2 separate regions of the Homo sapiens genome follow, and region 1 is linked to region 2. Evidence: read pairs that join two places in POLR2A ChIA-PET (ENCODE). Cell type or tissue: PC-3. All regions are shown on one strand. Links, peaks and the distances in the headings refer to the core of each region. The heading gives the core; the rest is flanking DNA.

Region 1 (2,910 bases), core at 177-2,676, 1.2 Mb after region 2:
CAATTCTCGTGCCTCAACCTCCCGAGTAGCTGGGATTACAGGTGCACACCACCACGCCCCACGTCTGGCTAATTTGTGTATTTTAGGTAGAGACGGAGTTTCATCATGTTGGTCAGGCTGGCCTTGAACTCCTGACCTCAAGTGATCCGCCCCACTCAGCCTCCCAAAGTGCTAGGATTACAGGCATGAGCCACTGTGCCTGGCCACCCCTCCAGCTTTTCATAGCAACATGAGCTAGGGAGCCAGACTGTAGGGCACACCTGGGGCAGGAAGACCAGAATGTTCCTTTTTTCTTCTTCAATTTTTAAATTTTTTGTAGAGACAGGGTCTTGCCACTTTTGCCCAGGCTGGTCTCAAACTCCTGGGCTCAAATGATCCTCCCGCCTCGGCCCCCCAAAGTGCTGGGATTACAGGCCAGAATGTTGCTTTGTGTGTGTGATTTGAGGGCGATGACTTCTGGGCATTCTGGGGCGATGTGTGTAATTGATCCATCTCAAGGCTGCTAGAACCCACTTGAGGAAATGTGAAAGCTTCCTTTCCTCGCTTAGAAACCTTGGAGGAGGAGCAGGAGCAGAGGCTCATGCCTGTGATTCCAGCACTTTGGGAGGCCAAGACTGGAGGATCACTTGAGGCCAGGAGTTTGAGACCAGCCTAGGCAGCATAGCAAGACCCCATCTTTACAAAAAAATTAAAAACAAAAATTAGCCAGCCATGGTGGCACATGCCTGTAGTCCCAGCTATTTGGGAGGCTTCAGCAGGAAGATTGGTTGAGTCCGAGATTTGAAGGCTACAGTGAGCTATGATTGCATCACTGCACTCCAGCCTGGATGACAGAGCAAGATGCTGTCTTAAAAAGTTTAAAAACAGCCGGGTGCAGTGGCTCACGCCTCTAATCCCAACACTTCGTGAGGCCAATGTGGGAGGATTGCTTGAGCCTAGGAGTTTGAGACCAGCCTGGGCAACATAGCAAGACCTCATCTCTACAGAAAAAAAAAAAAAAGAAAAGAAAGAAAAATAACCAGGTGTGGTTAGTCCCAGCTACTCACAAGGCTGAGGTGGGACGATCCCTTGGGCCTGGGAGATTGAAGTTGCAGTGAGCCTTGATCACACCACTGTACTCCAGACTGGGCGACAGATTGGGAAGCAAAAAAGGAAATCTGAGAGAAGACGAGGCCGATGGAAGATTGGCCAGAGCTCAGACCAGCTTCCCTGTGAACACCAGAAGGGTTAGGAGGGTGGGGAATCCCTGAGAGGTCTCTCTGGGTCATTTGGGAGCACCAGATCATTGTCATAGGGCCAGGCGTGGTGGCTCAGGCCTGATATCTCAGCACTTCGCGAGGCCGAGGCGGGTGGATCACTTGAGGCCAGGAGTTCAAGACCAGCCTTGCCAACATGGTGAAACCTCGTCTCTATTAAAAATACAAAAACTAGCCGGTCATGGTGGCGGGTGCCTGTAATCCCAGCTACTCAAAAGGCTAAGGCAGGAGAATCGCTTTAACCTGAGACGTAGAGGTTGCAGTGAGCCAAGATCACACCACTGAACTCCAGCCTGGGCGATACAGTGGGACCTTGTCTCCAGATAAACCAAAACCAAAAATTAGCTAGGCATGGTGCCGGGTGGCTGTAATCCCGGCTACTCGGGAGGCTGAGGCAGGAGAATCGCTTGAACCCGGGAGGCGGAGGTCTCAGTGAGCCAAGATTGCACTACTGCACTCCAGCCTGGGTGACAGAGTGAGACTCTGTCTCCAAAAAAAAAAAAAAAATTGGTCGGGCGTGGTGGTGGGTGCCTGTAGTCTCAGCAACTCGGAAGGCTGAGTGAGACAGGAGAATCGCTTGAACATGGGAGGGAAGGCAGAGGTTGCAGTGAGCTGAGACTGTTGCATTGCACTCCAGCCTGGGTGACAGAGCAAGACTCCCCCTAAAGAAAAAAAAATTTTGTGTCATAGTAGGGGGACGGCTGTCCCTAGGCTGATTCTTTTCCCTTCCCAGTTGTCAGAGTCTCCTGGTAGATGAGCAGCAGATTCCAGCGGAACAGCAGGAGAACCCGAGTGGAAACTGCAGGGCGGCCGACCTCCGCAGGGCGCGGGAAAAGTGCGAGGCAGCGCTCCGGGCTCCTGTGTGGGCCCAGTGCGCCTCCCGCATAGACCTCACGCCCTTCCTGGTGGACTGTGCAAACACCCTCTGTGAGTTCGGAGGTCTCTACCAGGCCCTCTGCCAGGCTCTGCAAGCCTTCGGGGCCACCTGCCAGAGCCAGGGGCTCAAGCCCCCACTCTGGAGAAACAGCAGCTTCTGCCGTGAGTGTGCCCTGCTGTCACCCCAAACCCCTCCCAAACCCCCTTTCCCTCTCTGCTTCCCTGAGAGCTCCCTCACTCTCCTTCCTGTTCGTTCCTGACTAACTCAGCCCTCATTGTTTCTTTGACAAGGACTATTTTTTAATTTTTATATAAAATTTTTTTTGCTGGGTGTGGTGGCTCACGCCTATAATCCCAGCACTTGGGGAGGCCAAGGTGGGTGGATCACCTGAGGTCAGGAGTTCGAGACCAGCCTGGCCAACATGGTGAAACCCCATCCTACTAAAAATACAAAATTAGCCGGGTGTGGTGGCACATGCCTGTAATCCCAGCTACTCGGGAGGCTGAGGCAGGAGAATTGCTTGAACCTGGGAGGCGGAGGTTGTAGTGAGCCGAGATCGCGCCGTTGCACTCCAGCCTGGGCAAAAAGAGCAACACTCCATCTCAAAAAAAAAAAAAAGTGTCTTTTAGTATCTTGATAAAGTTGTGCAACCATCACTACTATATAACGCCAGAAACTTTTACAATTTAAAACAGGAATTCAATAGAGTTTTTTTTAATAGGTAACACATTTGCAGGATTCAAAAACGTATAAAGTATTAAAAAATTTAAAATACTT
Region 2 (2,910 bases), core at 244-2,743:
CCACAGCACCTGGCCAACGAACCCCTTTTCTTTGGTACTGTGTCACTTAGCCTCTCTCAATAATGCAAGTAACTTTCTGTATGTTGGTGGCACAAATGGAAATGAATGTGGGGCCATAGGTTTTGCTTAGCTGAATGTTAAATTCAGTCTATCGGCAGATTCCAAAATTGGAAGAGACCTTGAGATAATCTATTTTACTTTACTTAGGACACATTTGAGACTTGGTGGGTCTATGTGTTTCATCCAAGAACATCAATGGCAGAACTGGTACCAGTCCCCAATGGTCCGCTGCACCGTCCACAAATTCCCTTCTCTCCTTTATCCCTCGATGTCAAGCATAGATACCTCCCACAACTGAAAACCCCCCATGTCCGAAATTGCTCATTTAAAACCCTTCCTGGCAGGGCGTGGTGGCTGACCCCTGTAATTGCAGCACTTTGGGAGGCCGAGGCGGGCGGATCACCTGAGGTCAGGAGTTCATTTTCCCAGCCTGGCCAACATGGCGAAACCCCGTCTCTACTAAAAGTACAAAAATTAGCCGGGCATGGTGGCAGGCGCCTGTAATTCCAGCTACTCAGGAAGCTGAGGCAGGAGAAGCTTGAACTCGGGCGCTGGAGGTTGCAGTGAGCCGAGATCGCACCACTGCACTCCAGCCTGGGCGACTCTGTCTCAAAAACAAAAAAACCAACCAAAGAAACAAAAAGACCCCTTCCTAAAGTCTTGAAAGGAAAGGGTGAAGTGTAAATGAGCTTTTCCTATTATATCCAAATCACTTCTTTATTCAGTAGGCTTCAAACATTCTCTTTTTTTGTTTTTGAGACAGAGTCTCACTCTCTCTCTCTGTCTCCCAGGCTGGAGTGCAGTGACGCGATCCTGGCTCACTGCAACCTCCGCCTCCCGGGTTCAAGCGATTCCCCTGCCTCAGCCTCCCAAGCAGCTGGGATTACAGGCGTGTGCCGCCACGTCTAATTTTCTGTATTTCTAGTAGAGACAGGGTTTCTCTAGGTTGGCAAGGCTGATCTCAGAACTCCTGGCCTCAAACGATTCGCCTGCCTAGGCTTCCCAAAGTGCTGGGATTATGGGCGTGAGCCACTGCGCCCGGCCTTCACTCTAATCACCACCATAATGGTACTGGGTTTGAGGGTGAACATATCATCCGCGGACACTGGCTTAACGAGCCCATCCGAATAAAACAAATTATAAGGCCAATGGCACTTGGTATCGTGTAAGATCGCCAGAATTTTACAACTCGGGGTACCCAGGAAACCAGAAAAGCCCCCACCACAAGAAAAACCAGTGGGCACAACTGGGGAGCACAGATATCTGACTGGGGTCATTTTGTCCGCGCGTCTTTGGGGTAAAACACCAGGACTGGGGGTCCAGAAGGGACACGCAGACCGCCTCTCTCCAGTCCCAGGGGTGTCTCCAATCCGGAAACCAAAACTTCGTTCCCTTCCCACCTGTATCCAGGGACACCTCTGCTGGGGGACAGCGCTTGCCACCGCCGAGGCTGGCGCGAGGAACGGGGGCACGGACCCGCTTCCACTCCGTCCCGGGCGGTCGTGGCGAGGGGATTGCAGGACACAGCCATGCACGTCCAACTCTGTCCCCGCCCGGAGAAGTCTGGGATGCTGGGATAGAAGGGGTTGTGACTTTGGGGACCAGGAGCACTAGACTCACATCCAAGCCCCCTGGCCTTCAGAGCCCAGGGAAAGCGTCACAAAAGCCGGAAGTGCGTCACACCCGCCTTCCGGAGCTGCGCTCCGCTTCGGGGTCCTCTCTAGGATCGCGGGAGGACTTTGCATCCCTGTGTAGGGCTCTAATCTCGGGTTTGGGGATCTTGCTCCTCAGCTTGTCCGCTCCGAGGAGGTGCACAGGGCGGGGAAAAAGGGATGAATTTCCCTTTATACCGCCCTGCTCAGATATTTATATGTTCCTTCTATTTTTCTTGATGACAATAATTGTAATAGTTACAATAAAAATAGTGATTGTCTGTGGCAGAGGAGCTGAATGAAACGAGGGTGGAGACAGGAAGATCAAGAATAAATGGTTTCACAAATCGAAGGGATTGTCTCTTGAGACGCTGATTATGTACGTATTGCCAGTTGAATGGGCAGTATTTTCAAATACTTGATCTATAGGCAACAGACGTTCTTTCCAACACTAGATAGTTATAAAATTCTGAGTTTGCCTTATGTTTCCAGGGAGTTTTCAGATTAGCAACGGTGAAATAAGTTGAATTTGAGGCGTTTTTGCTGTCCAAGTGTTATTGTAATAATTAGGGCTTCTATGATTAGATCAAGAATAACTTCACCTTTTATAAAACAGTAACTGAGACCTTGAATGGCTGGGGCATGACTCTAAAAGTTCTGGGCAAGTCTGTGGTACAGCCCAATAAGATAAAAGCCTACAAAAGGAACGGCTACCTGATACAGAGCCTATGATTACGTGGTATCCCGAATTACCTTCTAGACCCTCACTAATGCTCCATTCCTTAGGGGGTTTGATCTTGCTATGGTTGCCATTTTCTACCTACCCACGAGTCTTCTCAATAATCCACTTAAGTGCATCTTTGCTCCATATATATATATACACACATATATATACACACACATATATATACACATATATATACATGTATATATATATACACACACATATATATATATACACACACATATATATATATATATATATATATATATATTTTTTTTTTTTTTTTTTTCCTCCTAGGGCACCGTCAAATCCAATCTTTGCTCCTTTATCACTGGCTGGCTTTCTAACCTACAGTCCTCCGTGATGACATCATAGTCTCAACTTATTCCTCCAGATACATCCTCATATTTCCTTCCAGGGTTCCAAGTCATCGCTAAGAGTCATTACATTGCTACACACTGTATTTTTCTTCTT

The links. Peaks named below come from ENCODE experiments on the same cell type or tissue, not always from the same donor. Only the 100,000 strongest peaks of a DNase experiment are listed, where the experiment ranks them.
Region 1: POLR2A ChIA-PET joins it to region 2 with 19 read pairs; 2 of 35 experiments call an interaction of 5 or more read pairs at or near these places.

The regions. Positions count from the first base shown.
Region 1 is chr7:100,777,457-100,780,366 of GRCh38, forward strand. ZAN (zonadhesin) reads left to right here. Exons shown (of 48, transcript NM_003386.3): 35 at 1,990-2,294. Among named protein-coding and RNA genes, the nearest start is that of ZAN, 45 kb to the left of the region's middle. In PC-3, for the core only: no CTCF peak of the experiment used is centred there; no DNase peak of the experiment used is centred there.
Region 2 is chr7:99,550,394-99,553,303 of GRCh38, forward strand. It overlaps FAM200A (family with sequence similarity 200 member A), which reads right to left and starts at 1,721. Exons shown (of 2, transcript NM_145111.4): 1 at 1,461-1,721. It overlaps LOC105375422 (a long non-coding RNA gene), which reads left to right and starts at 1,772. Exons shown (of 3, transcript XR_927801.4): 1 at 1,772-2,091. RefSeq lists an enhancer at 1,278-1,467. In PC-3, for the core only: no CTCF peak of the experiment used is centred there; a DNase peak (open chromatin) is centred at 1,758; H3K4me3 peaks cover 1,968 bases; H3K27ac peaks cover 488 bases.